Regions from separate parts of the Homo sapiens genome. Here region 2 is linked to region 1. Evidence: chromatin loops called from intact Hi-C (ENCODE). Cell type or tissue: mammary epithelial cell. All regions are shown on one strand. Each heading gives the region's core, and the rest is flanking DNA. Links, peaks and the distances in the headings are about the cores only.

What was found. A loop is a pair of places that touch in the nucleus more often than their neighbours do. Peaks named below come from ENCODE experiments on the same cell type or tissue, not always from the same donor. Only the 100,000 strongest peaks of a DNase experiment are listed, where the experiment ranks them.
Region 2: it touches region 1 in a loop (6-fold over the local background); 29 of 110 quality-filtered maps call a loop at or near these places.

What each region holds. Positions count from the first base shown.
Region 1 is chr22:30,188,896-30,205,044 of GRCh38, reverse strand. LOC105372988 (a long non-coding RNA gene) reads left to right here. Exons shown (of 3, transcript NR_188588.1): 2 at 12,815-12,912. It also overlaps a transcript of HORMAD2 not described here. Among named protein-coding and RNA genes, the nearest start is that of LIF-AS1, 42 kb to the left of the region's middle. RefSeq lists an enhancer at 8,560-8,679. In mammary epithelial cell, for the core only: no CTCF peak of the experiment used is centred there; DNase peaks (open chromatin) are centred at 8,224 and 8,744; H3K4me3 peaks cover 301 bases; H3K27ac peaks cover 4,369 bases.
Region 2 is chr22:30,236,302-30,251,422 of GRCh38, reverse strand. It overlaps LIF (LIF interleukin 6 family cytokine), which reads left to right and starts at 4,664. Exons shown (of 3, transcript NM_002309.5): 1 at 4,664-4,746; 2 at 6,490-6,668; 3 at 7,362-10,970. The coding sequence starts at 4,728. The coding sequence ends at 7,772. LIF-AS2 (LIF antisense RNA 2) reads right to left here and starts at 5,213. Exons shown (of 1, transcript NR_148946.1): 1 at 4,430-5,213. LIF-AS1 (LIF antisense RNA 1) reads right to left here and starts at 12,229. Exons shown (of 3, transcript NR_149070.1): 1 at 12,145-12,229; 2 at 11,602-11,732; 3 at 10,885-11,476. RefSeq lists enhancers at 6,214-6,714, 9,119-9,787. In mammary epithelial cell, for the core only: a CTCF peak has its summit at 4,867; DNase peaks (open chromatin) are centred at 482, 4,692 and 5,202; H3K4me3 peaks cover 2,559 bases; H3K27ac peaks cover 2,602 bases.

The DNA.
Region 1 (16,149 bases), core at 3,927-11,926:
AGCAGCGGTTGCTGGGAAGAGGATTCAGACCACATTTCCATGTTTGAGCCGCCACCCCGGGCCGGCTCCAGGAGGAAGCTGCAATAACTCAGGGGAAAAGTCCCACGGCGTCTGCTCCAGCTCCCTCAGGCGGCTCTCAGAGCTCGTGCCAAGAGATGGCTTGGCAGCTGCTCTCCCTCCATGCCCATTAGCTTAGTTCCAGATGTTCTAGGCAGCAGCCTGGGGAGCTCTTTCAGGTTCTGTTTCTTTGGATCTACTTTCTTGTAGTTTCCCTTTCCTCTGCTTTTCCCCAACTGGCCCTGGCAGCTTTATAAATGAAAAACAACGTCTTTCCCATCACCTTCGAAATCACCCAACCACAGTTCCCTTCTCATTAGACCCCTGGAAATGCCTTGGCTAGACAGACTTCATGTAGGGACGGCCAGGACAGCCGGGACACCTTATCAAATGTGCTTCTGACCAGCAACCACATGAAAGGCCTAGAGTTTCACATTTGGATTTCATTAGTTCCCACCCCAGTGTGCCTGGGGCCCTGGAGAATGGTGGCCAGGGAGTTCTGGTGGCCCAGGGCAGCCGCCTGAAAGAGCTCTTTCCTGATCACCTACTATGTGTGGCCACTTCACCTCTGTCATCTTAGCCTTCTCAACTCCATGAAATAAGTGTTAACCACCCTTTTTGGATGAAAAACTAAGACTCAGGCTGTGAAACTTATTCATGGTCACCAAGCTACTGTGAGGACCACACTGATCCAACTCCAGGGTGCTGGCTCTTGGGTGATGGATGGATGGCAGGAACACTCCTCTGGGGCCCGTGGGTGACCTGGGGCTATGGGCCTTTGCTACCATCTGTCTGTCAAGCTGGGTGCCAGGCTGCGAGCTCCAAATGGAAACCAGACCCAGTCACTGGCCCCTCCTTGTCATGGAGGAGACAGTCAAATTAACTCTGGGAGAAGCATCAGCTCAAAAGGGCTTTGTGTATGAGAGGATGAGTGTTCACCCAAGTATAGGGCATGGGGGGTATGTAGGTGTGAGGATGTATGTGAGGATGCACATGTGTGTGTGCATGTGTGTGAAGGCACTATGACAATGTGTGCACACATATGCATGTGTGAAAATGCATGTATGTGTGTGCTTGTGTATGAGGGTAAACGTGTACATTAACCTATACGCATGGACATGTGTGAAGATGTAAGGTGCAGGTTCGTGTGTATACAGAGTGCACGTTTGTGTGTGAATGTGTGTATAAGGATGCATGCACGTGCACTTATAGCCATGCGTGAGGGAGAACATGTGTGTTTTGCGTGAGAATGTGTGCGCAGACAGGTGCATTTGAGAATGTGTGAGAAGGTGGATTGTGTGCATACTCACATATAGGAGTGTGTTTATGTATGTGGGTATGTGTGCACATGCACGTATACATGTGTGAGGATGCATGTGCCGGAAGGGTGAATGTATGTGTGCTGTTGTATGTGTACACATGTACCCATGTGTGCTTGGGTGAGGCTATGTGCACTTGTGCAGAGAAGCAGGGGAAGGATGGACAGTGGGGGCAGGAACCCCATGATCTCTTCCAGATGTTTTTCGAGACCTCCTTGGTGTTGAGTGCCAGGCATTTCCAAGCACCAATGACAGATTTTTTTTTTTTTTTTTTGAGACAGAGTCTTGCTCTGTTGTCCAGGCTGGAGTGCAATGGTACAATCTTGGCTCACTGCAACCTCTGCCTCCTGGGTTCAAGCGATTCTCATGCCTCAGCCTCCTGAGTAGCTGGGACTACAGGCATGCGCCGCCACTCCCAGCTAATTTTTGTATATTTTGTAGATACAGGGTTTCGCCATATAGGCCAGGCTGGTCACAAACTCCTGACCTCAAATGATCCACCCGCCTCGGCCTCCCAAAGTGCTGGGATTACAGGCGTAAGGCTGACAGATCTTTTAAATAGTGTATTTGTCTCCTCATATGGTCAAAAGGCAGCAAACAAGCATACAGGGGGTTCCTTTTTCTGAAAGACTGAACCTCCTCTCACCTGGAAGGTTGATCTTGGCCGTGTGCACCTCTGTAGGCCCAGCCTCCTAGGCCAGACCGTGCCCTGGGCCCAAGCTCCTTCTCCACCTCAGGGAGTGGCTCTCCCCTATCTCAGGGCAGATTAACTTCCTTGGCATCGGCTTTGTTTTGGCTCATTAAGGAGGAACAGCCGCTGAGAGTGGAGGCCTCTCCCTTCTACTCCTGGGTCTGGTTCGGCTGAAAACACTTGATTTAGAGCTTCTCGCTTTGCTTTCCTGGCTGCATGTCCCAGGCAGAAGGGGAAACACCTAGGGCCTGGGCTATTTTGTCTGCTGAGATTTGGGAGAGGAACTTGTTTTCCCAGCGAGGTGGCTCTGGCCCGAGCAGTTACTGTTTTGTTTGTTGAGCTTCGTTACTCAGGCTGGGTGGGGTAAGGCTGAGAAGGCTGTAATGGGAAGCAGGAGAGTGGAATCTGAGACTTGTGCAGATAAAACTTCTCCACTGAGGGTTGGACATGAGTGATGGTGTGAAGGAGCTGACTTTTTTTGCATGTGGCCTGCCAGGGAAAGCCCTTGTGTTCATTTCAATCTTTTTTTTTTTTTAAATCCATTCCTCCGATGTAAGCTGATAAATTAAAAAAAAAAATCCATTCCACTCAACTCCCACTCCTCACCCCAAACCCCCACTTTCATTTACATATTGCCTCTCAAAGGCCATAAAGACCATGATGCCTTAGCTAAGAAACAATTTGACCGACGTGCCAACCCAGCCTGCCTGGACCCTGTCAGGGCCTGCTAGACTGCAAGCTTCCTGAGGGCAAGGCCTGTATCTTTCATATGCCTGTTATTGCCCTAACATCTGGCCTGGTGCCTGCTGCCTGGAGCATAACAGGCCTCGTACATATTTGTTAGATGAGTGAAGGATGAGGTAAGTTACAACTGCTTTAAGTTCACTGCCCTTAGTAAATGGCCTTAATCCAAAGATCCTTTGGATCTTGAGCCAAAATTATATTGAGCCAAAATCTACTTCCCTCCAATACAGATTATGTGTACCATGAAAGCCCCATATGCATGTGAAGATGGACATTATACTCTTCCAAAAGCCTGGATCCAAGCTGAACATAGTTCCCGTAGCATTTCTCATATCACGCAGATGCAAGATCCTTCACCGTGTGGCCACCTTTATCAGGACAAATGCTTTTTTTCAATGTACATCTTGAAATATGGTTCATGAGCTGGACCACAACTTCTAGATGTAGCCTCGTCAGAGACAAACACACTAGATGTTGCGGGATTGTGTCCCCCGAAAAGGTATGTTAAAGTCTTAACTTGCCGGGCACGGTGGCTCACGCCTGTAATCCCAGCATTTTGGGAGGCCGAGGCGGGCGGATCATGAGGTCAGGAGATCGAGACCATCCTGGCTAACACAGTGAAACCCCGTCTCTACTAAAAATACAAAAATTAGCCGGGCGAGGGGGTGGGCGCCTGTAGTCCCAGCTACTCGGGAGGCTGAGGCAGGAGAATGGCGTGAACCCCGCGGGGCGGAGCCTGCAGTGAGCTGAGATCGCGCCACTGCACTCCAGCCTGGGCAACAGCGAGAATCCGTCTTGGAAAAAAAAAAAAAAAAAAAAAAGTCTTAACTCTGGGTACCTGTGAATATAACCTTATTTGGAAATCCGGTCTTTGTAGATGTAATCAAGTCAAGATGAGGTTATACTGGAGGAGAGTAGGCCCTAAGTGCAATGGCTGATAGCTGTGTAAGGAGAGAGAGATTTGGAGATACACAGACACATGGAGAAGAAACCTTTGTGAAGACAGAGGTAGAGACTGGAGTGATGGGCCTGCGTGCCAAGAATCACCAAGGATTGTCAGCAACCACTGGAAGCTAGGAGAGGCATCGAACAGATTCTCCCTCAGAGCCTCTAGAAGGAGCCAACCCAGCTGACACCTTGATTTCAGATTTCCAGCCTTCAGAACTGTAAAAGAATACATTTCTGGCCGGGCGTGGTGGCTCACGCCTATAATCCCAGCACTTTGGGAGGCCGAGGTGGGCGGATCACCTGAGGTCAGGAGTTCGAGATCAGCCTGGTCAACGTGGTGAAACCTTGTCTCTACTAAAAATACAAAAATTAGCCGGGCATGGTGGTGGGCACCTGTAGTCCCAGCTACCTGAGAGGCTGAAGCAGGAGAATCGCTTGAACCCAGGAGGCAGAGGTTGCAGTGAGCCAAGATCGAGCCACTGCACTCCAGCCTGGCTGACAGAGCCAGACTCCGTCTCAAAATAATAATAATAATAATAATAATAATAATAATACATTTCTGTTGTTTTTAAGCCACTCAGTTTGTGGTACTTTATGACAGCAGTCCTAGGGCACTAATATGTTGGACCACCACCCCCCTTGATCAATATAAAATATTATTCTTTGCAATCACATGGTTGTACCCTTAAAAAATTAAAGAAACCAGAAAGAAACTACTGAAATTAATAAAATGATTTAGAAAAATGGCTGGACACAAGATAAACACCCCAAAATCAAGGCATTCATCTTTACCAGTAAGCTATTGAGAACCATAATTCCAATATCCTATTCACAGTAGCACCCAAAGCCGTAAATCACATAGCAGTAAACCTATGTGGGATCTTGATAAAGAACACTACACAATTTTACTTAGAAATTTTAAAGGTGATTTGAATAATATAGCCATTGTTACATGGGAAAATTCAATTTAGAAATTTGTTTACTCCCAAATTAACTTGCTGATTCATTATGATTCCAATAAAAACCCCAGTGAGATTCACTGATTTTTTTTTTTTAAAAGAAAATTCATGACTGGGCATGGTGGCTGACGCCTATAATCCCAACACTTTGGGAGGCCTAGGCGGGTGGATCTCTTGGGGTCAGGAGTTTGAGACCAGCCTGGCTGACATGGTGAAACCCCATCTCTACTAAAAATATAAAAATTAGCCAGGCGTGGTAGCAGTCTCCTGTAATTCCAGCTACTCGGGAGGCTGAGGCAGGAGTATCACTTGAACCCAGGAGGCAGAGGTTGCCATGAGCTGAGGTCGTGCCACTGGACTAAAATTTTTTTGCATTTTTAGTAGAGACAGGGTTTTGCCATGTTGGCCAGGCTGGTCTCAAACTCCTGGCCTCGAGTGATCCACCCACCTCAGCCTCTCCAAGTGCTGAGATTACAGGCATAAGCCACGTGCCCGGGCCATCCTTGACTCGTCATCATCACTGATGAAGCTGTGTGTGGAAAACAATGGTGATGGGAATTCAACCTTAGACTAATTGAAAAAAAAAAAAGAAAGAAAAAAATTCATGTCTCATGAATGAGAGAAAATAACAAAATCCTGAAAGGGAAGGGTGAGATGGGGTTGGGAAAGGTCCATCCAACGAGATATTAGAACATATTAACTCAAGAGTATAAAACAGAAAAACACCATAAACAGGCAGATGCTAGTTGACGTCTGTTACCTCCTTCCAGAAGCAAGCTCAGAGTGAGGTGAGATGGCCAAGATAGGACCCAGAGAAGACAAAACAGCAAATGTTGAGAATCTGGGGCACTTAGGTGCTTACACAGACTAAAAAACTAAAGAGAATCTCCTTGTTCACCATTTATCATTAGCAGCACAGAACGTCATTTCTACCCAGAGAGATCCTGGCTTAAAACCCCATCAACCAAATTGCTTTTGGGGTGGAAAGGAAGCCCCTCCACCTTATTTCTGCAATGATATGAAAAGCTGTTCTCAGGGAGGAGAAAGAAAGGGGGAGAGGTAGGAAAGATAGCATGCTTGTGCATATCTACTGATCACGCCTGCGTTTCTTTGGCTAGTTCTGCCACTTGCTGCGTTCTCTGAGAGGGGGTTTGGTAATTACCAGGACAACTTTTTCTCAGTCCAGTCATTTGAATTTCCAGAACAAAATTAGGTTGGGGAAACCCCCTGAATTTGCAGACTCAATATTCTCTGTTTCATCAGAAGTTTGCTGAGCACCTGTGGTGTGCCAAGCTCTGTGCCAGCCCCCAAAGGTTCCTGAGGGTTCCCAATACACAGTTATTTGTGCCTTCAACAGGATGGATTTGCACCAGCCTTGTACGAAGCTGGTACACAGACCTGCTGAGGAAGGGGCCAGCCAAGCAGTCATGTGCCACTGGATGCCGCTTGGTTTTCTCTCACCTCATTACATGAGAATGACCAGATGGTTTATAAATACAATCATTTTTATTGAGTAGGAAGTAATTTAAAATGTGAATTATACCTGAGGCCATTTTAGGAAGAACTTTTTTGCCATGGTATAGTCACAGGGAAGCCAGATCCCAGATGCTGAAGTGTGGGGTGAAGCGAGGATGAGGACCAGGGAGATGAGAGAATCACCAGTGCCCAAGTGAGAGGATATTGTGCAAGGAGCTGGCAAATGTGGCTCAATTTTACAGAGCAGTGGAGGGAGAAGACTGCATTAGGGGCTGGCCTAGTTCAGTGGATGGTGACCTGGACACACATTATAATCAGCTGGAGAGCTTTAAAAAAAAAAAAGATCTGTGCTCAGATCCCAGGCCAGCCCAGTTAAATCCGAACCTCTGGGGGAGACACTCAGGCATTCAGGTATCTGTGTGTTGTGGATGAATCTCTACAGGTGACTGTAATGTGAAAGCAGCTCTGAGAACAGAGCTCCGGCCACAAGCAAGGCTGCTACTTCTTGCTTAGTTATACCTGACCTGGTGCAAATAAAATCACAATCACACACTTACATGCGTATACACATATACAAGTGTGTAAAACTCTGGTTAATGTTGCAATTTTAAACAAATAAATCTTTAGCATATTTACTGTCAGGGATCATCCTTGACTCTTCCTATTTTTTTGAGACAGAGCAAGTGTTGCCCGGGCTGGGGTGCAGTGGCTCGATCTCGGCTCACTGCAACCTTCGCCTCCCGGGTTCAAGTGATTCTCCTGCCTCAGCTTCTGGAGTAGCTGGGATTACCAGTGTGCACCACATGCCCAGCTAAATTTTTTTTTTAATATATTTTTAGTAGAGACAGATTTTACCATGTTGCCTAGGCTGGTCTTGAACTCCTGACCTCAAGTGATCCACCCACCTTGGCCTCCCAAAGTTATGGGATTACAGACCTGAGCCACCTGCCCAGCCCATCCTTGACTCTTCATCATTGTTGATGAAGCTGTGTGTGGAAGGCAATGGTGATGGGAATTCAACCTTAGACTAATCTCTAGGTCTACATGTGCAGTGGTTGACTTGATTTTTTTTTTTTAACTCATTATTGGTATCTTTTCAGATGTGTAGGAAAAAAGATTCTGGATATACAAACCAAATAAACTAGGGCTTCCTCATCTTACTGAGTTGGTGTCTCTGTCATTTCCCTAGTTGTTGTCCATAACTGGTTTCCTTTGACTAAAGTAATTGTATCTGAGATTATTCTCCCTTTGAAGATCTCTCAGCCAATCTTGTTGCTGAGGGCATCAGAAGAAGATTGAGAGGGTTATACTTGTGCCTTTTTTAAAGGGTTTGCCTACAGAGTGTGGTGTGAGATGTGGGGGAGCCCACAAGGATTTTTCTAGAAGTTTCTATCCTCAGAGATTTGCTCTAACAGAGGGTAGGGTCATGGTTCTGAATTAGGCATCCTCTTGCTCATGCTGGTTAATCTGATACATTTGGACTTCAGAGTCCTATCCTTATGCCACAAATGTGGGCTAGTCACCCACTTTTTCCTTGTGATATATCCCAAGGAAGAAAAGCATCATAAGATTTAGAGATGGGGCTTCCCTCTCTGTGATTAAAAAAAAAACCTAGGTCCAGTTCAGAATGAAGAAACTGAAAAGAGAAAATCCAACCCTTTTCACATCCAACCCCACCCTGTCCCTGGGTGGCCCTTACTTAACCCATCACCCAGCACTCCCTCTAGGGAAAAGCCTGCCCAAAAACTTTGGTCCTAAGAAAAGCCTTACCCTAATAAAGAAACTGGGAGGCTGCTGCTGGGCTGCAGCTGCTTTTATGGAAGGAGCTAGACCAGAAGCTAGACTAGGGCCAACAAGTCAGGCCTCTGTAAGAATCTTCCAAGGAGGTAAGGCGGGGAGAAAAAGGATTCCTCATTTACATTGAGAGTAAACTTCCTGTCCTATTAAACAATGAGGCATTCAAAATCCGCCTGAGTAAAAGTCCCCTGATGCAATGAGAGGGTGAGCAATTTCATGTCAGGCTGTTGTTATGGGATTTATACATGTCCTAGCTAGGGCTTGAGGTGAAAGTCAGAGCCAAAAACAATAGCCCTAAACCCCACATGCACAGAAACCTCATTCCAGTGGAGTTTCCTTAAGAGAGCACAGCAGACTTTTCACAAACAAAGTGACTTCAAAGGTAGCCTTGCATCACTGCCTCCTCCACTTGACACTTCCCTTCAGCCCAGACCTGGCCCCTCTGTTTCTTGGTTTAATTTATGAGGTTCTCACACACATTGCAAAGCAATTATCTGAGCTGCTGGCCAACAGGAAGGTAATTGTAACTGAGTACTTCCTTTGTCAAACGCTGACGCTGGCCACCGCGATGGTGATGACGCTGGCCATGGCAATGGTGATAGGAGGCGTGCCGGCAGCTCAGCACCCAGTGACAGGATACCTCTGTTTCTCCCCCACCCCCAACACAATGCTGTCTGACTGAATTCTCCAGGGAGGAGGAAGCCAGTGGGTTGGAGGAATGGGGGAATTTTCTTACATCACTTGACGTGCTTGCTTTCACTCGCAAAATCCTGAGTCATGACTGAAGCTGTATTGCCTCAAGTCTCCGGCTGAAACCAGGGGTTATAGGTTTGGAAACCTGATTCCATCGGCTGCCTCTTGTCCAATCATCAGAGGAAATGTGTATTATTTCAGTTGATCCTCTTCAAGTTGAAGTGCCTTTGGATTGAGGGGATTACGTGAGGGAAGTGGCTCTGTAGTGGCTTAGTAAGCCAATGCCATGCGAGTGAACAATATTTGACATTCGGTGAGTTTACAGAAAGGGCAGTCTCTCTGTTTGTTTAAACCAAGATTAAGTGAAAGGAAAAGTTTTTCTTTCCCATCCCAAGACAAATGTGAAACACATGTTTTCCCTTTTGACTTTGTAAGTACAAGGCTCAAACAGTTCTCCCCACCCCCTTCGGCCATGAGTTTTTAAGGATTGCAGAATGTTTCCTCTCTTTGGTGGCCAAAGCCAATGTGAGCCTTTATATTTCCAGACAGTGGAGCTGATGATGATAGCCTAGTTGGTTCCAGGTAATCATGTAGGTTGTTTCTGGGCCTACCATTTTATGGGTAGATAGGATGGTAAGATGTAGTACAAGGAATCCCAGGCCTGAGTTCACTAAGCCTCAGTTTCCTCATCTACAAAATGAGATTGGTTGAACCTTAAATATCTCAGGTAATTTCTATCTTCAGAAAGGATGTTCATTCAGGTTGGTTTTTCTGGTATGTGGGGGACATTCCTAGTTGAGGTATCCTTTGCATGGGCACAAGGCAGTGTGCAGGCCTGAGGGTTGGGAGACCTCAGTCAAAGAGCCTGCCCTGCCATTGACTCACTGTGACCTTGAACAACTCACTTCCCCTCTTTGTGAATCCTTCTTATCTGAGAGAGGAGGTTTGACAGTCTTGCCCCTGACATAGCGGTTCAGATATGAGACAAGCCTGAATGAGACTGGGATGTCAAGTACTTTGAGCTCCTTGAAATGAAAGGATCATTCATCTTGGAAGATAAATTGTTAAAAAATGCTAGCTCATAACTATTTTTTTGGATTATCTCAAAAATAAAGTAAAGAAAATCAATGTTGTTTACTCTTGGTTTTCCTTTTTTTTTTTTTTTTTTGAGACGGAGTCTCGCTCTGTCACCCAGGCTGGAGTGCAATGGCGCAATCTCAGCTCACTGCAACCTTTGCCTTCCGGGTTCAAGCAATTCTCTTGCCTCAGCCTCCTGAGTAGCTGGGACTACAGGCACGTGCCACCATGCCCGGCTAATTTTTTTGTATTTTTAGTAGTGATGGGGTTTCGCTGTGTTAGCCAGGATGGTCTCGATCTCCTGACCTCATAATCCACCCGCCTCGGCCTCCCAAAGTGCTGGGATTACAGGCGTGAGCCACTGTGCCCGGCCCACTCTTGGTTTTCTTTAAATTGCTACTGGTTCAGGGAATATAAGCACCCAATGACCAACACGGGCTATAAAAATCAGGACTTTTACCACCCTGTGTTGGCCAAAGCAATGTTCCTAGCAGATTGCTTTGATCATGTTGCTACTCTGCTCAGAAACCTTCAAGATACTACTTGCCTCCAGGATACACTCCAAACTGACAGTCAGTTCCCCGTTGTGACCTGGCTTCACCTGCATTATATATCACCTCTTCTACATGAAATCCTAGAATTCACTAGCATTGCCACAATGATATTGGATCACCCCTGCAACATCTCATAAGTGGGTGGCCATTCTCTGGGTGCAGTGATAGGGAGAAGCCTCTGATACTCAAAGTAATCTGGCCTTTTTCTAATCACCCCTCATTGTTAGATACTTCTTCCCTATATTGAATGAGAATCTGCTTCATCACAAATCCCAACCAGCCATAGGTCCCACTGAGCTACCCCAATTCAGTTTCATTCCTCTTCTTCAATTTTTGAAGACAGTTATCATGTCACCCTGGAGAAATCTCTTTTCCAGACTAAACAACTGTAATGTCTTTAACAGATTTTTCATTGACTTGGTTTTCAGACTCCTAAATGTTGTTATTGTTACCTTTCCCTAGACATGCTTCAGATGGTCAATGTCTCTTTTAAAAACGTGAACCTTTGGACTAAATGCAACGCTCTAAATGTGGACTGGTTGGTGGCGCTAGTATCTCCTTTGTTTCTGTAATAGTTAGGTTAGGTAAGAGACATGACAATACTTCAGTGGCTTAAAGAATATAGAATCTTTTTTCTCTCAAGTAACCATCTTGAGAGTTGAGTGATGATGAGTGAGATGAGTGATCCAAGCAGGCAAGGGGCTGTATTCTCTGCAGTCATTCAGTGACCAAGGCCCCTTCTGACTGGGGATCTGCTATTCCATGTGGTGTTCTGGTATAAGCTGGGTTACTACCAAGCCTCAGATGCATCCAGCAAGAAAAGGAAAGTGTGAAGGGTAGGGGGGGTTCACCCACCTCTTAAGGGCCCCAGCTGTCACAGAAGATCTTTTGTTAGCATTCCACTCATGAAAACTCAGTCCCATGGCCATGTTCAACTGCAAGGGAAGCTGGGAAATATACTACAGCCAGGTAGCCCTGTGTCAGAAGCCCTATCGCTATGGAAGGACAGGAGAATGGACATTGGCAGCCACAGTGGGGACCAGCCTCATTGGTCTTTCAGTTCCAAAAACACATCAAGTTCCTTTCAGACTCAGGGCCTATGCACTCACTGTCCTGCTTGGAGTGTTTTGTCTCTCTGACTGTCCTTCCTCTTCATATGGCCTCAGCTCAAACACCACTTCCTCAGAGAGGCCTGCCCTGACCACTTCATGAAATGCAGGTCCCTTCTGACCCTTCCCCACTTTTATTTGTGCCCCTCCAGACCCCTTTCACAAGGTTTAATGATTTTATATGTTTACTTTTTCTGGTGTTTGTTTCTGTCCTCTACTAAACTGCAGGCTGTTTGTGGGAGGGACTCTTTCTGTCTTGGTCCCCAGTGTGTATTCACTGCCCAACCTCATACCTGACACATATTGGGGGACAAAATAAGGACTTGTTGAATTAAAGAACATAGTGACATGATATGTTTACTAAATATAGCCTTCTTTTGCCAAGTGCATTACACTGTTAGGTCATATTGTGGTAAACTAAAAGGCCTCGGTCTCTTTTCACATCAACTGTGGTTAAGACATATTTCTCCATCTGCTTTTTGAGAAGTTGATTTTTTGACCCTAGATACAGTATTTTGCATTTATAACTATTGTATTTCAGCTGCTTTTTTCGGTCTATCATTTTAGCCCCAAAAGATCTTTTTTGATATATCAATGAATACATTTATTTATCTCTTCCAGTTTCATATTATCTGGAACTCTGATAAGGTATCCTGTGTGCCTGTATGTTTCCTTATGTCATTGGCAAACAATAATGAAGATGGAAAAATGAAATGGGCCAAACATCAAGCCCTGTTATAGTACGGAAACCATCCTCTATCCTGCCATTGATCCATCACCTCTGGGGATGAATGTTGACTTACACAGACCACAGCCCTACCAAGAATATCACAGAGCCTATGTCAGATACCTTGCTGCAAGGAGTGGCATAATGGAACTCAACACAGTTGAGTTCTACTCTTACACAGAACAATAAAACTTTACATTAGAAAAAGACCAAATTCCAGCCAATCACAAGAATCCCTTGGACAACATCCTGTAGTTTACCAGTCTAGTAACCTTATAAAAAACAGGAAGTGACTAGTTCTTAGTGCACCCATGCTTGACTCTTAGCAATTATTGTTTTCGCATAAGTGTTTGCAAACCCTTAATTCAAAATTTGTTCTGAAACTTTTCCAGGATTTCCTTTCTGGAAATCCTGCCACACTGGTCCATTTTCTATCACCAAACCCCCTTCAATCCTCACACCTCTGAGCAGTCACTCCTCTGTTCCTCTTAGTAGGAGATGCTCTTCCTGTCTGACTCTATGTATACAAACCCTGACCTCCCCTCAAGATCCAGCTCAAAATTCACTCCCTCCTTGAAACTTTCCCTCACCATGCTAGACCTCTCTCTCTGCTCTGAGGTATACGTTAAACTGTTGGTATTTGTTAACCCTATTCCTCTTCAGGGCTTATTGCTGCTGCATCAGATGGGCTGCCTGAACAGTTCAGGACTTCCTTTCATCGGACCCAGCCAGTGCCTTGCACAGAACCCATTCCCAAGAAGGTATGTACATTGAGTTGACCACTGACAATCAGCATCAACTTATGCTCAGGGCCTAGCCCCTCATTCAAACTTTGGCCAATTCTGTGCTCAAGGGCTAGATGATGTGGTCTTCTAGTGTGTTTGGAAATAACAAAATTTTTTGGTTGTTGCTTTAAGTAAAAAATTATAAAGTCCCAAAGAAGCTGCAGAATTATTGGATTTTTTTTTTACATGATGGGAAACCAATCTGCTTAATATAAAATTCTGGAAAATCAAGGTGGGTATGGACAGATGATTAATCTACACCACAACATTTATACATCTTGAATGTTCCGGCAGCAAAGGAGACAAATCAAAATTCAGAGCTACAAGCAAAATATTTTTGGAAGTGTTTACTCGCCTTTCAGATGCATATTTAGATTTACAAAAGATTTCCAGTAGGGCTTCTTTAACTACTTGTGTAGATTTAAAACAATTTAGTTTCTATGTAACTTTGGAAGAATAAGTCAATGTAATAACGTGAAGTCCACCTGCACTGAAGTTCCCTTGGTAGCATCAGTATCTGGCAGAGCTACCAATGCCACATCATACCATATTGAGAGGAAAAAGTTAGCTCTATTAGATCATTGACTCTAATTCCTCCCAACTGCAAATAAAAACTTTGTACCCTGAAGGGGAGGGGACTGAGAAAGGAATGAGTCTCCCACTGCTGGAGTCCCCCACCTGCCACAGCACTCATAGAAGGAGCCCCCCTCCTCTTCCCATCCTCCCAAGCCAGCCACCTCCTTCAGAAAGTTTCAGAGAGAAACTTTCTTTCCTATCAAAAAATGCTGATGACTCTATTTGCAAAATGTCTCATTATAAAAACCTTCTCTGCTGCTTGCTTTCTGAGCTTTAATAAATCCTGGATTAGTATGAAAACCACCCAGGCACTGACTCTCCACATTTCCCGACGAGCTGTCTGGAGTTGGCTTCTTCTTCATGAGTAACTTCTCCAAACTTTTGGAAAATTGCCCAATGCCAGGAACTTAGGACCACCAGATCAACTTCTCAGAGCAGGGAAAGAAAAATCACCATAATGTCAGTCCTGAAAGCTGGCACTGGCCTCTCCTCCCTTGTTTCTCTCTCTTTCCTTGCTGGCCTTTCTTGCTCATAGCAATTCATGCATGTTCCCCCCACTTTTTTGACTAAAAATAGAATCTGGGTTCCCAGCTATCACCTTAAATGTACAACATGTGGGTTTTCAGTTGGCTATTAGCTTTGCTCTTTCTTGTAACTCCTCCACGATAGGACATTCAGAGCTCAGGAGGAAGCCTCTTTTCTAGTTATTTCCATTCAGTGCTTCACTCTCTTTAAATGTGTCCATCCAGATTTCTAGGAAATTGCAGTGCTACAGCTGTTCTCTCAAAAGGGCCACATTAAAGTTTCCAATCTCAACACTTTTGCTGGCTTGCATTTCATGTGAGCTCAGGGCCACTTTCACAGTTTCCAAAGTGTCTTTCTAGCCTCCACCTTTCCTTCCCTCATTTCCTTCTGCTTTTCTTTCCCTCTTGGGTGAGCCTCCATGAGAAGAGTGCTTCAACCTTACTGGAGCATGCTGCCCCTGTCACCCCCTTAGCAGGGGTTTGGCCGAGAGGCATAAACAGGTGCCAATGGGGACTTCATAGTGCCATCGAAAGTTACACCAGTAACTGCAAGAGATAACCGTGCTAGGGATAGTGGCTGAAGCTATAAGATGAAAGTAGTCGGGGGAATTCAATGCCCAGAAGACACATTCAGAAGCCAGCTGACTTGTAAACATGTCTTACCATCTGCAAGATGGTAAATGAAATGTACTTGAACTGCAGAGAAAATTTTGTGGTCTGGAGGCTGCTGCAGTAATCCAGGCAGGAGAAGATGTTGCCCTGAAATTACTTTAGTAGAGAAAGAGAGGGTTGAGGGGCGAGAAGGAATTCAGGTGATATGTATATAGCATTCCAAATTATTTCACTTGGTCCTCACTTGTAAAGAATGATTATCCCCATTTCACAGGTGAATCTCAGGGGGTGCTGAATTGCTCACCCAAGCCCACATGGCTAATAAGTGGTCCTGAGAGGACTGGGGTATTAGAATAGTATACCATTGCCAGCTAGTAGTCTCTTAGCACAAATTGGACCCCTAGTAGGACTTAGAGAGAGGAGACGTAGGGCAAGTGAGTTTAATTGTGGGAGAAAAGGTTCAAGCTCAAGTCATGAGTGGTTTTCCAAGACAGCAGGCCTGGGTGGGGTGTGGCCTCAGGGAGTCCTGGGAGATGGGAGGCATGGTGTGAGAGCACAGGAACAGCAGGCAGCAGGGTGTCAGGAGAGGAGCCCTGAAGACTCCTCTTTGGGTAGGGGGACACCAAAACCAAACGTTCACAGCTTAAGCTAACTGATCAGTATGTCTTGGAGAAAGACAGCTTTTGACTGAAATATAAGACACTATAGCTGAGCTGGGCAAGGAATGAAGGAGGAAGACTCAGGGCAAGGAGGGAGCAAGGCCATGGTACACGTGCCATGTACGTGGTACAGGTGCACTCAGATCAGGTCCTCCATAAACTGTGAGATATGGGGCAGCCAACACAGGCTATGTACAATAGTCACTACCCACCCATCCCCCACCCCCAGGAGATAATGGTGAAACTTCAATGCAATTATACGCATCAGAAACCCTTTGTAAGTCCTCTGTAAGTGGTGAGCTCTAATATAACATATTAGGGTGAGTTGTAGTTACTACCTACTAAAGCCTTCTCTGGAGAAAGATTGCTAGTCTGCTCCTAGGTACTCACTGGTCCCCAGATCCTTCCTTGAAGGAGTCTCTTTGGAATCTGGATGAAGTGGTAACCTTCAACAGCTAATAGGCTGTTGGTTGGAAGGGCTTATTAGTTTCCTGTCCCAATGCCTTGTCATTCCCCCAAGACTAGAAGCGAAGACTCAGACAGAAAGAATTAGAACTAGTTTTCAAAACACTGGAAACAGAAAGAGATTTGACCTTAGTTTTCGGGTTAATGAAAAAAACTTTTTTTTTTTTTTTGAGGCAGGCTCTTGCTGTGTCACTCAGGCATGATCACAGCTCACTGAAGCCTTGACCTCCTGGACTCAAGTGATCCTCCCACATCAGCCTCCTGAGTAGCTGTGACTACAGGCTAATTTTTGTACTTTTTGTAGAGATAGGGTTTCACCATGTTGCCCAGGCTGGTCTTGAACTTCTAGGCTCAAGCAATCTGCCCTCTTTGGCCTC
Region 2 (15,121 bases), core at 1-8,000, 50 kb before region 1:
TGGCCCCACGAGGCTGTTATGACAGCATCCTCATTTGCAGAGGGGAAACCGAGGGTATGAGAAAGGAAGCCCGTTGTCCCGGGCCACATAGCTGGTTGTTGGGGCAGGAGGGATTTGAACCCACACCACTGGGGTGAGAACAGTGGAGGCACGGTCCGCTGGTGGCATCACACTCTCACTCCTCAAGCATTGAAGAGTGCGGTGCTCTTGCCTTTTTGGCCAGGATGCCCAATTGGCTGGGCTGTGCCCGGCATTCCTGAGCTTCACCATCTCCTCTGGCCACTCCTCACCAGCCCTGAGCCTGGGACCCACCCTCTGGCCCCCCGCTTCCTTCCTAGGCCCACCTGAGGGCTCTGCTCATTTTCCAGGTACCAGGGCCAGAGGGGATGGGGAAGGAAGGAGGGAGGCCAGCCTGGGCAGCCGGGGGTGCCCGGAGCGCTGTTTCTGGGTCGCTGGTCTTGGGGAATTCCCCAATGCCCGGAGAGCTGCTTACCTGGTGAGTAACTGCTGCTGGCTGCCCACACAGAATGCCTGACTGTGAAGGGACCTCCCATCTCACCCCTGCCCATGCCACTGACATGCTGCCCTCTCTCCTGAGAGCCCCAGGGTCCAGGAAAGAGACAGACAGGCAGGGGGCTGGCCCCCACCCCCGCATCCCCCCCCCAACCCCGGGGCTTTGCAGGGGGCGGCTGGTGATTCAAGCCCCTCAGAGCTGAGTTTGTCTCCTTCCTTCTCACATGGGGCCTGGGGGTGAATCAGCTTCTGGGGGCGGTAAGGCCAGGTCAGCTGCTGTCCTCAGATCAGGCTTGGGGTGGGGGTGGTGAGGGGCCAGGAAGGGGGCTCTGGGGGAGTGAGCACACTGCCCTGCCAGCCCCCTCCCACAACCTGTCTGATTTATCTGGGGCACCCTTGAAGCTGGAGGCTACGTGGGTATCTTGCCTCAATTTACCATCAGCAGAGGCTTGAGAGGTCTTGCTCCTGCCCAGCCTTCCCCGCTCAGCACCCTGGCATGGACCCAAGTTTCCCCATCTGTCAAATGAACCCCTGCTTCACAGGGAGGTCAGCACAATGGGTGATGATATGCAGACAGGTGGCTTGCTGGGTGCCCAGAACCATGCTGAGCCCTGAGCCCTCACAGCAGACCCACAAAGGCGGTACCATTATTCCCATTTTATAGTTGAAGAAACTGAGGCCAGGAGGTGGTAGTCCCTTCCCCAAAGTCACTCAGCTCATAACTGGCAGAGCCAAACCTCCAACCTGGTTGTGAATGAGGCCAGAGTCCATTCTTCAAACCTTCAGGCCTCTCCATCTCCTTTCCACAAGAGAGTTGGCACTGACAGTTTTTGGAAACTATAAAATGCTTTCTCAAAAAATACTTAACCTCTATTCATGTCAGAGTATAGCCCTGAGCCAGGTGCTGTCTAGAGCACAAGTGAGTCTCAGACCCCATTCAAACTCTCAAAGGTTGAGGAATAAGACTCATCCCCACTTGAAACACGAGCAGGCAGGACATGGCCGATGTGAGCTGGTCGGGGCCATGGGAGGCAGGGGAGGCTTCCTGGAGGAAGGCGACCCGAGCACTCCTGCCATGCCCTTCGCCCTCTCAGAGCAAGAGGTGCTGCAGGGATTGTTGTGGCCTGCAAGACAGAAGCCCCGGTTCCAGACCTGGCTCTGTTATTAACTCTTTATGTGAGCCCCACATAGTTATCTTCACCTCTCTGAGCCTCAATTTCCCCATCTGGAAAATAAGCAGCTGTGATATCCCAGGAGAGACTTGTGGATGGGGGGTAACAATCAGCAGAAGACGAGCAGCTGGGTAGCTGCACGTGCTAGAGGGTGCACTCCCTTCCTGGAGAGCAGTGATGGGTTGGATGGCACAGCCACCTGGAGACAGCACTCCTGGGTTCTGGCCTAGTAACCTCTGCTCAATGTCAGGGGGTCCCATGTGGCCGGGACTGTCCCGCTCACCCTGAGACCGGTCAAATCCCCAGCAGGCCCCATCTGCAGGAGCAGGACAGGCTGTGGATGAAGTCACAGCTGGAAGGGGCCAAGCCGGGGCTGCCACTCCAGGGTGGGGCCTGGGGTCGTGACCCTGGGAGCCGGCAGCCAAGAAGGGAGGGTGCCTTCCATGAGGGAGCCGGCCGGGGGCGGGGAACACACACACACAGCATAGAGAGGGAGGGAAGAAAACAAACTCCCAGAGACCAAAGTGGGCCTGGAGCGTAGCCTGGGCGGCTGATTCCTGGGGGCCGCAGCCACGTTGCAGGCGGCACACGGACTTGCGGCTCCGAGACCCTGCCCAGCCTTCCCTCCAGAGGCCCAGAGCAGGTGGTGCCTGGACATGGACAGGAGGGGGAGGCTGGGCCTGGGGCGCCGAGGGGCCCAGAGCACTTGGGGAGCACAAACCAAGTCAGGTACCGTGAGAGGAGGGGAAACTGAGGCACTGGAGGGGCCAGTCAGGGCTGGGGTTAAGGGGCCTTAGTGTCAGTGTCTTCTAGACCCTGTCCTCACTTCCTGTTTCCTGTGGGGTGGGGCTGAGATTAAACAGCGATTGGGGGTGGATTATAGGGCTGATGTGGGGTCTGGCTTGCCAGAAGGCATGCAAGGGCCTGGGGGTCCGCTTGGAAGGATGCAGGGGAGACTGGGCAGAATGGTAGATGTAGGGGCAGCTGCAGAACTCTTGAGCCTAATGAGAGACTCAGGCCGGGCGACGGGGGTTTGATGGGTGGAGGCCACAGTGAGCCCCTGGTCACATGGATTTGGGGTCCATGTCAGGAGAGCCAGGCTGAGTCAGGTGGCAGGGGTCTGGGTGATGTGGGATGGGACTGGGGACTGGTCCAGAGCTCACGTGCTCTGAGTGGTCAGGTCCTTGTGCAGGAGATGCTGGGGGAGGTGTAAGAAGAAGGGTTGAGCTGGGGTGTCCTGGGATGTGGGGTTACCTGAGCCAGGCCAGGGCAGGTGAGTCTCCTAGTAGTGTACGCTGACCCCAGAGCAAGTGTATAGGAGCAGTAAGTGCCAAGTGGGGCCCTCCATGGTCCCTCAAAGAAGAGACAAGGTGTGGGGTGAGAGGCAGGAAGGAGGAAGGAGAGCCAGTTCGGGAAGTGCCAGCTGGGATGGGCAGTTTTATCACCTCACATCCGAGGCCCTGCTGGGAGAGAATGGGGGGCAAGAGCGTAGATAAAGCAGGGTGTGTGTGTGGTGGGGAACGGCAGCAGGCACCAGGGCTCGTCCTGGCACGATGAAGGAGGAACCCGTGGCTGGGCAGGTCTGGGATGTGGCAAGAGGCAGGAACTGGGGGCATGGAGGATGGGCGAGGGGGCGGTGGGGGCCCGGGCGAGGCTGCAAGAGCTCCCTGGCCTTGGAAAACCAACTCACACACCTTGATCTCAGGTCAGGGTCAGGCGGAAGGGCTGGGAAGGGGCCACAGGGGACTAAATCATCTCCTGGTACTGGGGGTCCCCTGGCAGCTTTAGGGACGGCATGGCCCCAGACGCGTGGCCATGCTGTCTGGCCGGCATTCCCGCATCTCATAGGGTGTATTTATTTTCACTTTTCTGTTGCATTTCTTGGAGGTGTCCCTGTGCTCATTTTGCCCGGCTCCCCACTGCTCCTTTCTGCCCTTCCTCATTCACAAATCGCCTGGCCTCAGAAGACGCCAGAACATGTGACACTGCCTTAGAGCCTCTAGAAGCACTTTTTGGGGACCTCCATCATTCTCTGAGGCTGGGCTCAAAGGGGCTTCCAAGGCAGGTCTGGAAGGGACCAGCCACTTCTCAGTTTCCCCAACCATCAATCAGCACCCGGAGGAGGAAACTGGGGTACGATTTCGCCAAGCCTCTCTCAGTCCTGCTTCAGAATGGAAATGCTGGACCGCCTTCCCAGAAGCACCTTCCCAGAGTGTCCCGACAGAACTGAGTCAGTCACCCCTACCCCCATGTCTTCCTAGCCCCTTCCCCAGCCTCACAGGTACAGTGGTCAGCAGGGCGAGTGCACTGGTGGTGTCTGGAGGCCTGACCCTCTGGGGCCCTGGGCAACGTGTTCCCCTCGGAGCCCCTTGGGGCCCAGTGGCAATGTGCAGATTGGAGGAGGCTACCTCTGGGGTGGCTTCCAGCGCCCATGTTCAGTTCCACTTTATGACCGTCTAAAGTCCACGCCGGCCCCGGCCCCTCCTCCTGGAGCCTCCTTCTCAGCCAAGCCCTAGCCCTCCTCCTCCCACTGCCCCCCTAAAGCCCCCCAACCAGGGGGCACAGGGGCCAGTCTCCATCTGCTAGTCCAGACTCGCTACCTCCCCAAACCCAGGTGAGTCAGGGCCGTCTGGGGCGCCCACTGCTGGGACCCCTGCTGACTCGGCCAGGGGCCCCCTCCTGGCGATGCCCATCTTCAGACAACTCCCGGGACAAGCCAGGCAGGAAAACCACAGGGCGTTTTGTCGAAGGCTTCATTATAATTTTATCAATCAAATTCTTAGAAGAGGGAAAAAGTCTGTTCTCCCCACCCTCCCCCCTCACTCGTCCCCCCCCTTCACTCTCACTTTCTTCCATTCATAATTTCCTATGATGCACCTCAAACAACTTCCTGGACTGGGGATCCCGGCTAAATATAGCTGTTTCTGTCTTACAACACAGGCTCCAGTATATAAATCAGGCAAATTCCCCATTTGAGCATGAACCTCTGAAAACTGCCGGCATCTGAGGTTTCCTCCAAGGCCCTCTGAAGTGCAGCCCATAATGAAGGTCTTGGCGGCAGGTAAATACACCCGCCCCGCGCCGGCTTCGCGTCCCCGCTGCGGGGCGCGGCGGCAACTTGGGGCGCTTGGCAGCGCGAGCCGGACGCCCACCCGCCGCAGACACACGAACACTTGGGGCGCCCGCGCAGCCACCGGAGGCGCTGGGTGGCGGCCCGGAGCGAGCGCGGGCACATGGTCCCAAGCACCGCACGCCCCGCGGCAGGTTGGCGGCGAGGGAGGGGGCGCCGAGCCTTCCTCCTCCTCCTCTTCTTCCCCCTCTCCTTCTCCTCCTCCTCCTCCTCGCTCCGGACACTCGCTGGCTGCTCTTCCCTCTGCGCTTTCTCCCAGATTCACTCTCCCTCTCTCTTTTTCTTTTCTTTCTTTCTTTCCGCTTTCTCCTTTCCAACCGCGGTCCCGGGCTGCTCCCAGGGAGGGGCGCGGGCGGCGAGCAGCTTGCAAACTCCGGCCTGGGACGGGAGCAGGTGCCGCCTCCATCTGCTGGTGTCTGGAAGCGTGTGGTCTGCGCTAGGTGAGATATAGGGGTGTGGCCCCCCTCCCGCAGCCACCCCGGGGCCTCAGCACTGCCTTGGGATGCTGGGACGAACAGGGGACCCAGGAGAAGTGAACTTGAGGAGGCCCCTGTCCCCGCTGTTCCAGCATGGGGGATCCGGGGGAGGTCTCCAGCCTCACTCGCCCGCTGACCCCGGCCCCCACCATCTTCAGGTGCCCTTCTGCAGAGCCCTGGAAAAGCGTCTAAGGGGGCCTGGGGGGAGTCGGGAGAACAGGCCCCCCTGGGGGAGGGGCAAACCAGGACATGTCGGGACAGCTCCCAGCTCTCCTGTCACCTTTCACTTTCCTTCCTCCCCGCCCACCCGACTGCCTATGACCTTTTGCCTTTTCTCTCTCCTGGTGCACCATTTCCTCTCCCTCCCTGAGCCGGTGTGTGTGTGTTAGGAGGGAGGGGAACCCCTGGGACAAGGGACAGCGGATGAGTCGGGAGAAGGCATGGAGTCAGGGGCTGTCCGGAGCTGGGGGAACAGAGAGTTTTGAATGATGATTTGGGGATGGAGAGTGGGGACAGCCAGGCAGAAATGGGGTGAGCTTGAGTGAGATAGGGGACACTAGGGAAGGAAGAGATAGAGGATGATGGGGGCGGGGGCAGAATTGGGGGCAATTGGCCCAGGGAGCCAGAATCAAGTGGCAGGTTTGGGAGGGAGATGAGGGTCAACCGAGGACTCCTCCCCACTCCCCCATGCCCCGTGGCCCCCATGGGTGCCTGGCTTCGGAGATTTGGGCTGCAATGGGCCAGTGAGTGGGAAGCGCTGCTGAGGAACCTGGGCCACCACGGGAGGTGGGAAGAGAGGGGTCTCCTTTCTCCTGGTGCCTGCTGGGCCTGGGGCCTGGTGCCTTCCAGCCAGAGGGCCAGGGGGCCTTAGGACCTTTGCCTTCCTGAGGGAAAGGGTGGGATGGCTGGGAGTCTCTCCTGGACCCTGCACCCTTTGGGTGGAAATGGCTTGTGTCTTGCCCTCATCTTTACGTCATCCCAGAAGAGAGCAGGGAGAACTAAGGTAGAGAAAGGGAGACAGAGAAACACACGCAGTGACAGAGTGAAGACTAGGCCCCAGGAAGACAGCTGCAGGTGGTGAGGGGGAACCAGGAGTCCTCTCCCATGCGGCCATTGTTGGACCCCCATCCGGTGTGCCATGACCCCAGGCCACCCTTTCCTGCCTTTCTACTCATGGCTTCTTCCTGACTGTCCCCAGGAGTTGTGCCCCTGCTGTTGGTTCTGCACTGGAAACATGGGGCGGGGAGCCCCCTCCCCATCACCCCTGTCAACGCCACCTGTGCCATACGCCACCCATGTCACAACAACCTCATGAACCAGATCAGGAGCCAACTGGCACAGCTCAATGGCAGTGCCAATGCCCTCTTTATTCTCTATGTAAGTTACCCCTGGGATACTGACAGGAGATGGCAGGGAGGGGGCTTGTAAATATCATTAGGGGCTGTCCTGATCTGGGTTGAGGGGACCTTTTGGGGCTGGAAGGAGAGAATGGGGAGAGGGCTTGATTAAACCACCCCCAGACTCCCGCCACTTCCTGCCCAAGCTTCCCCAGGGAAGCTTCCCCAGGGTGCCCAGTTAGCAAGGGGAGAACTGAGTGCAAAGGTGGGGACCTGGCACTTCTTATCTTGTGATTGTCCTGCTGCAGGGAGCGAGGGATGGAGGGGAAATGGGCGTGAGGCACCAGGGAGATGCGGTTGAGAGGCAGTGGGCTGTGGGTGCTGGGCATGGAGGGGCGTCCCGGAACATTGTGAGTGCAGGGATGGAAGTACTTGTGTGTGGTGCCCCAGCTAGGGCTAGACACCGAGTTTTCCCTTCTGTCCCCTTAGGGTGGTGATGATGATGATGATGATAATGATGACTGCGTGCATGGCTCAGTCTTTGATCTTTAGCAAGGGCACTCACATTACAATTAGTTTTGGCTCTCATGACAATTCCAGATGCTTACAGGGCAAGGAGTTGGGTCCTCATGCGCTAGATGGGGAAACAGACGCAAGAGCTTGCCCAAAGGGTTGGCGGCAGGGCTGGGACACTGACCCCTGACTCCCACGTCACCTCCCTTCTGCCCCTCAGTACACAGCCCAGGGGGAGCCGTTCCCCAACAACCTGGACAAGCTATGTGGCCCCAACGTGACGGACTTCCCGCCCTTCCACGCCAACGGCACGGAGAAGGCCAAGCTGGTGGAGCTGTACCGCATAGTCGTGTACCTTGGCACCTCCCTGGGCAACATCACCCGGGACCAGAAGATCCTCAACCCCAGTGCCCTCAGCCTCCACAGCAAGCTCAACGCCACCGCCGACATCCTGCGAGGCCTCCTTAGCAACGTGCTGTGCCGCCTGTGCAGCAAGTACCACGTGGGCCATGTGGACGTGACCTACGGCCCTGACACCTCGGGTAAGGATGTCTTCCAGAAGAAGAAGCTGGGCTGTCAACTCCTGGGGAAGTATAAGCAGATCATCGCCGTGTTGGCCCAGGCCTTCTAGCAGGAGGTCTTGAAGTGTGCTGTGAACCGAGGGATCTCAGGAGTTGGGTCCAGATGTGGGGGCCTGTCCAAGGGTGGCTGGGGCCCAGGGCATCGCTAAACCCAAATGGGGGCTGCTGGCAGACCCCGAGGGTGCCTGGCCAGTCCACTCCACTCTGGGCTGGGCTGTGATGAAGCTGAGCAGAGTGGAAACTTCCATAGGGAGGGAGCTAGAAGAAGGTGCCCCTTCCTCTGGGAGATTGTGGACTGGGGAGCGTGGGCTGGACTTCTGCCTCTACTTGTCCCTTTGGCCCCTTGCTCACTTTGTGCAGTGAACAAACTACACAAGTCATCTACAAGAGCCCTGACCACAGGGTGAGACAGCAGGGCCCAGGGGAGTGGACCAGCCCCCAGCAAATTATCACCATCTGTGCCTTTGCTGCCCCTTAGGTTGGGACTTAGGTGGGCCAGAGGGGCTAGGATCCCAAAGGACTCCTTGTCCCCTAGAAGTTTGATGAGTGGAAGATAGAGAGGGGCCTCTGGGATGGAAGGCTGTCTTCTTTTGAGGATGATCAGAGAACTTGGGCATAGGAACAATCTGGCAGAAGTTTCCAGAAGGAGGTCACTTGGCATTCAGGCTCTTGGGGAGGCAGAGAAGCCACCTTCAGGCCTGGGAAGGAAGACACTGGGAGGAGGAGAGGCCTGGAAAGCTTTGGTAGGTTCTTCGTTCTCTTCCCCGTGATCTTCCCTGCAGCCTGGGATGGCCAGGGTCTGATGGCTGGACCTGCAGCAGGGGTTTGTGGAGGTGGGTAGGGCAGGGGCAGGTTGCTAAGTCAGGTGCAGAGGTTCTGAGGGACCCAGGCTCTTCCTCTGGGTAAAGGTCTGTAAGAAGGGGCTGGGGTAGCTCAGAGTAGCAGCTCACATCTGAGGCCCTGGGAGGCCTTGTGAGGTCACACAGAGGTACTTGAGGGGGACTGGAGGCCGTCTCTGGTCCCCAGGGCAAGGGAACAGCAGAACTTAGGGTCAGGGTCTCAGGGAACCCTGAGCTCCAAGCGTGCTGTGCGTCTGACCTGGCATGATTTCTATTTATTATGATATCCTATTTATATTAACTTATTGGTGCTTTCAGTGGCCAAGTTAATTCCCCTTTCCCTGGTCCCTACTCAACAAAATATGATGATGGCTCCCGACACAAGCGCCAGGGCCAGGGCTTAGCAGGGCCTGGTCTGGAAGTCGACAATGTTACAAGTGGAATAAGCCTTACGGGTGAAGCTCAGAGAAGGGTCGGATCTGAGAGAATGGGGAGGCCTGAGTGGGAGTGGGGGGCCTTGCTCCACCCCCCCCCATCCCCTACTGTGACTTGCTTTAGGGTGTCAGGGTCCAGGCTGCAGGGGCTGGGCCAATTTGTGGAGAGGCCGGGTGCCTTTCTGTCTTGATTCCAGGGGGCTGGTTCACACTGTTCTTGGGCGCCCCAGCATTGTGTTGTGAGGCGCACTGTTCCTGGCAGATATTGTGCCCCCTGGAGCAGTGGGCAAGACAGTCCTTGTGGCCCACCCTGTCCTTGTTTCTGTGTCCCCATGCTGCCTCTGAAATAGCGCCCTGGAACAACCCTGCCCCTGCACCCAGCATGCTCCGACACAGCAGGGAAGCTCCTCCTGTGGCCCGGACACCCATAGACGGTGCGGGGGGCCTGGCTGGGCCAGACCCCAGGAAGGTGGGGTAGACTGGGGGGATCAGCTGCCCATTGCTCCCAAGAGGAGGAGAGGGAGGCTGCAGATGCCTGGGACTCAGACCAGGAAGCTGTGGGCCCTCCTGCTCCACCCCCATCCCACTCCCACCCATGTCTGGGCTCCCAGGCAGGGAACCCGATCTCTTCCTTTGTGCTGGGGCCAGGCGAGTGGAGAAACGCCCTCCAGTCTGAGAGCAGGGGAGGGAAGGAGGCAGCAGAGTTGGGGCAGCTGCTCAGAGCAGTGTTCTGGCTTCTTCTCAAACCCTGAGCGGGCTGCCGGCCTCCAAGTTCCTCCGACAAGATGATGGTACTAATTATGGTACTTTTCACTCACTTTGCACCTTTCCCTGTCGCTCTCTAAGCACTTTACCTGGATGGCGCGTGGGCAGTGTGCAGGCAGGTCCTGAGGCCTGGGGTTGGGGTGGAGGGTGCGGCCCGGAGTTGTCCATCTGTCCATCCCAACAGCAAGACGAGGATGTGGCTGTTGAGATGTGGGCCACACTCACCCTTGTCCAGGATGCAGGGACTGCCTTCTCCTTCCTGCTTCATCCGGCTTAGCTTGGGGCTGGCTGCATTCCCCCAGGATGGGCTTCGAGAAAGACAAACTTGTCTGGAAACCAGAGTTGCTGATTCCACCCGGGGGGCCCGGCTGACTCGCCCATCACCTCATCTCCCTGTGGACTTGGGAGCTCTGTGCCAGGCCCACCTTGCGGCCCTGGCTCTGAGTCGCTCTCCCACCCAGCCTGGACTTGGCCCCATGGGACCCATCCTCAGTGCTCCCTCCAGATCCCGTCCGGCAGCTTGGCGTCCACCCTGCACAGCATCACTGAATCACAGAGCCTTTGCGTGAAACAGCTCTGCCAGGCCGGGAGCTGGGTTTCTCTTCCCTTTTTATCTGCTGGTGTGGACCACACCTGGGCCTGGCCGGAGGAAGAGAGAGTTTACCAAGAGAGATGTCTCCGGGCCCTTATTTATTATTTAAACATTTTTTTAAAAAGCACTGCTAGTTTACTTGTCTCTCCTCCCCATCGTCCCCATCGTCCTCCTTGTCCCTGACTTGGGGCACTTCCACCCTGACCCAGCCAGTCCAGCTCTGCCTTGCCGGCTCTCCAGAGTAGACATAGTGTGTGGGGTTGGAGCTCTGGCACCCGGGGAGGTAGCATTTCCCTGCAGATGGTACAGATGTTCCTGCCTTAGAGTCATCTCTAGTTCCCCACCTCAATCCCGGCATCCAGCCTTCAGTCCCGCCCACGTGCTAGCTCCGTGGGCCCACCGTGCGGCCTTAGAGGTTTCCCTCCTTCCTTTCCACTGAAAAGCACATGGCCTTGGGTGACAAATTCCTCTTTGATGAATGTACCCTGTGGGGATGTTTCATACTGACAGATTATTTTTATTTATTCAATGTCATATTTAAAATATTTATTTTTTATACCAAATGAATACTTTTTTTTTTAAGAAAAAAAAGAGAAATGAATAAAGAATCTACTCTTGGCTGGCTCTCCGGAGTGTACTGATGTGGGGAGATGGGCTGGAAGGGCTGGGACTGTCCCTGTCCTGGGCACCAGCCAAGTGGGACTCAGCGAAGGGTGGAGGAGGGTGGGTGAGGGGCACCTGGCATAGGTGGGGGCAGTTAGGTGGTATTTTGGCCAAGGCAGAACAAGGTGGGTGGTGTCTAGATCATGGGGTGCCCCCAAGGAGAGAGATGGATTGCTCAGAGGTAAAGGGGGTGCTGGGCACGGTGGGTCACTCCTGTAATCCTAGCACTTTGGGAGGCTGAGGCAGGTGGATCATTTGAGCCCAGGAATTCGAGACCAGCCTGGCCAACATGGTGAAACCCTGTCTACAAAATATACAAACAGCCAGATGCTGTGGCGTCCGCCTGTGGTCCCAGCTACTCGGGGTGCTGAGGTGGGAGGATCCCTTGATCCCAGGAGGTGGAGGCTGCGGTGAGCCATGATTGCGCCACTGCACTGCAGCCTGGGTGACAGAGGAAGACCCTGTCTCAAAAAAAAAAAAAAAAAAAAAAAGAAGTAAACGGGGTGCCGTGTGATATCTCAGCTCATTCCCTCCCAACTCCTCACTTAATCTCATGGGATCTCCAGGAGTTGCCATCCCCACATACCAGAGGAAGAAATCGAGGCTCAGAGCCATGAAACCACGTGCCCAGGGGCACTTGAAGTGTTTAGGGCCAGTTAGGGCCACTCCTTCACCTCCAGATCTCATGATCTTTCCCCTACATGAGACTTCGAGGACCTGTAAGATACCAGCTGCCAAGGTCTCTGTTGCCCAGGAATGTCCTGTTGACCATTCAGAGGGACATAACAGGACAACTCGAATGGCTCCAGAGTGGGAGGGGATAGGTGGTCCTACTCAGAATCACACAGGACACTGGGGCCAGAACCAAGGAGGACTCTGCCCGCCCTGATTCCGTCCCTCCTCCCGCTGCCTATTTGGGAACCGAATCCCCTTCCACTGCAACCTTCTTCCCAGCCTTCTGCAATCCCTTCCTGGGGGGATTCAAGGTCAGAACTGGGAAACCACAGACACTGAGACTCTGGAGCGGCCCCGAATGTCTCCCTGCTCTTTGCTCTAGGGTTTGGGTCTGGGGCTCCCCGAGCCGAGATTTATTTCGGGGATCTGGGCAGTGTTTCTGAGAGTCACCTACTGGCTTGTTCCTGAATATTTGTAAGTGTCAGCTCCTGTGCCGGGTTGCAATGCCTTCTAGAAGCTCACAGGCTGGGAGGGACACTTAGGATGTATGTGATGGACGAGGCACACAGAGGGCGGTGAGTCCACGATGAGGAGAGCCTCGCTCTGGGAGGCAGCAGGGGGCTCGGGCTGTGGTCCCCTCTGCTCTCTGTAACATGAAGGGACTGCATTCAACAACATGGCGCGACCTTGGCCTCACCTGGAAGCTGATTAGCAGTGCCGAATCTTGACCTCACCCCCCGACCTGCAGAATCAGAACGTACACATTAGCAAGATCCCAGGAGACTCGTGTGCACATTAAAGTCGGAGAAAGGCCACCCTGCGCTTTCATCTCTCGTTCCTCAGGAGTCCCCCACGCCAAGTGCAAATGGCCAAGGGCCGGGAAGGCAGCTGCTTGGGAGGGAGAGGCCGGCAGGCCCACAGCTGTTTCTGAGTCTTCCCCTGAAGTCTCCCGCCCAGTCTCCAGGAGGCTGGCTCAGGCCCTGGGCCACACCCCACAACGTCCTCCCCCACCGCCCAGGAGTGGAAACACTCCTCCCCTCTGCTCAGGGAGACAAGGTTGAAGCTTTTCAAAAGCAACCTTTACTAGGAAACTAGAGGAAAACAAAACAAATGGCAAAGCACAGAAAGGTAGAGAATGACAGCTAAGTCCTGGGTGGCTGGCTGGGGACGCCAGGGCCTAGGGATGCTCCCTGCCTCTCTCAGCCTGGGAGAGGGCCCTGCCCTGGCAAAATAGAACAAAGGACTGTTAATTGGTTATTGGGTCACCCTCCAAAAAAGAGGCAAAAACAATCACTTTGTGGGAAAAAGTGGGAGAAGGGAGGTGTTTGCTTTGCTGGGAAGGCCCTGCCCCTGCGGCCGGCCAGGATCCTGGGCCTGGCGCTCCCCGATGCAGTCCCGTGACCCTTTTCATGAGCTCAGCTGTCTTATCTTGAAAATTGCAAGAATCATCAGTGATGAATGCCATCTTATCTACTTCACAAGGTTGTCCGAAGGAATTACAAGTAGGGACATAGAAATGCCTCGTGAATCCCGCTCCTCCAAGGGTGGAGATGGTCCAAGCAGAATGCGTCTCAGACACCTGGTGCCCTCTTTGCAGGGGAAGGGGCCACTCTCTCCCAGTGAATGTGGAAGGGAGGATTCTGACAGTCCTGAGTTCAAGGCCAGGGCCAGGTGGATGGGGAGGGGGCGAGCCTGGCAGACAAAAGTCCTAGTAGCTGACTGATCCCCTCATGGTAACTTGAGTCTCAGGTCCAGAGGATGCCTGGAGAGAGAGGCCCCCTGACCCCAGGCGTGTGGTAGAGCCAGCGGGGCAGCCCTCCTGCCCAGCCAGCTCTCAGGAGTTCAACAGGACATGGCACCACCCTTCCCCCGATCCCAAGAGAACAACTGCCAACAGCTACCCACAGGATACATATGCCCATGGGCTCTGCGAGGCCCTACATCTTGCAGTTCACAAAGCATCTTCTCACCCATCACGAGATCCTCCCAACCACTCAGTGAGGCTTTGGCTGGGTTACTCCTTCTATTTCACATAAGGAAACTGAGGCCCAGGGAGGCAGAGGGTACCCTGACGTCACTCAGCTTGTGAGAGATGCTGTTGATGTTTTCTCATCTTTATGGTCAACACCATCCACTCACCTGGTCAAGACTGGCAAGGCCTTCTATGCACCAGGCGTTAGATCTACAGGAGCTCAATGGTTCCTAGCAGAAGAAAGAGAGTCTCCCGGGTAACCTCTGTTCGAAATTCAAAGACAATGCAGAATGGGAATTCATTTATTTTGCTAAACAATCACATTTTCAGCAATAAATATTAACATCATAATGGAACCACGATGTATTTATTTCCCTATTTACAATCCTCTTTATTCCAAACAGCATGTAAAGCAGCTTATAGCAGAAGGTACCTAATGAAAATGCTGATAAAATAGAGAATCGGGATGAGAGAAGATATAAACAGAGTGAGAAAACTAAGACCACAGAAAGAAAGAAAATAAATGTTTCAGATCACAAGGGGCCACATAATTGCCATGGCTGAGCTTCAAAGTTGGATCTGAGATTCCTGGCAGCCGAAAGGAAAATGGAAATGTGATCTTCTTATGTGATTCTCATAATCAAAAAAGAGGAGTCTCAGGGAAAGCAGAGCCTGTCCTGGGACTGGTTTCGAAAGGGAATTTCTCCCTGGAGACTTATGGGGGGACAGGGGTGTTGTGATGCCCTCTCCTCCAGCCACAGCCTTCTGCACAGGCATGTGGATTTTTGGAGGGCGGTTTCTGCAGCCATCTTTGCAAAAGCTGGCGCCCGACATCCAGTGAAGCTTGCTATGATTTGAATGTGTCCCCCAAATTTCATGTGTTGGAAACCCAATCCCCAAATCCGTGTGTTGATTGGTGGTGGGCCCTTTGGGAGGTAGTTGGGATTAGATAAGATTATCAGTGTTGGGCCCTCATGATGGGGACTGGTGGCTAGAAGAAGAGGAAGAAAGGCCAGACCTAAAGTGCACACCAGCTCTCATCATGTGACGTCTTCTGCCGTGTTATGATGCGGCAAAAAGTTCCTCACCAGATGCTGGTGCCACGTTTTTGCACTTCCCAGCCTCCAGAACTGTGAGTGAAATAAACTTCTTTTCTTTAAATTACCCAGTCTGCGATATTCTGTTACAGCAACCGAAATGGCTAAGACACAGTCCAATGAAACGGGTCCTAAAAGGGGCCAGGATGACACAGGCACAAACTGGGGCTTTAGCCTGACTGAGGGTGGACTTTTGAAGGTGGAGCAGAAGCCTCAGAAGCTTCTGCCTTAACTCCAGTAGTTTAAAACCCTTTTTATTGATGAAGGACTTCCTCCCTCTGGGAAGAGTCTGCAAATGCCATGAGGTGGGGGCAGGAAGGAAGGCAACATGATTGGGGCAGGAAATTGGGGATCAGTGGCCT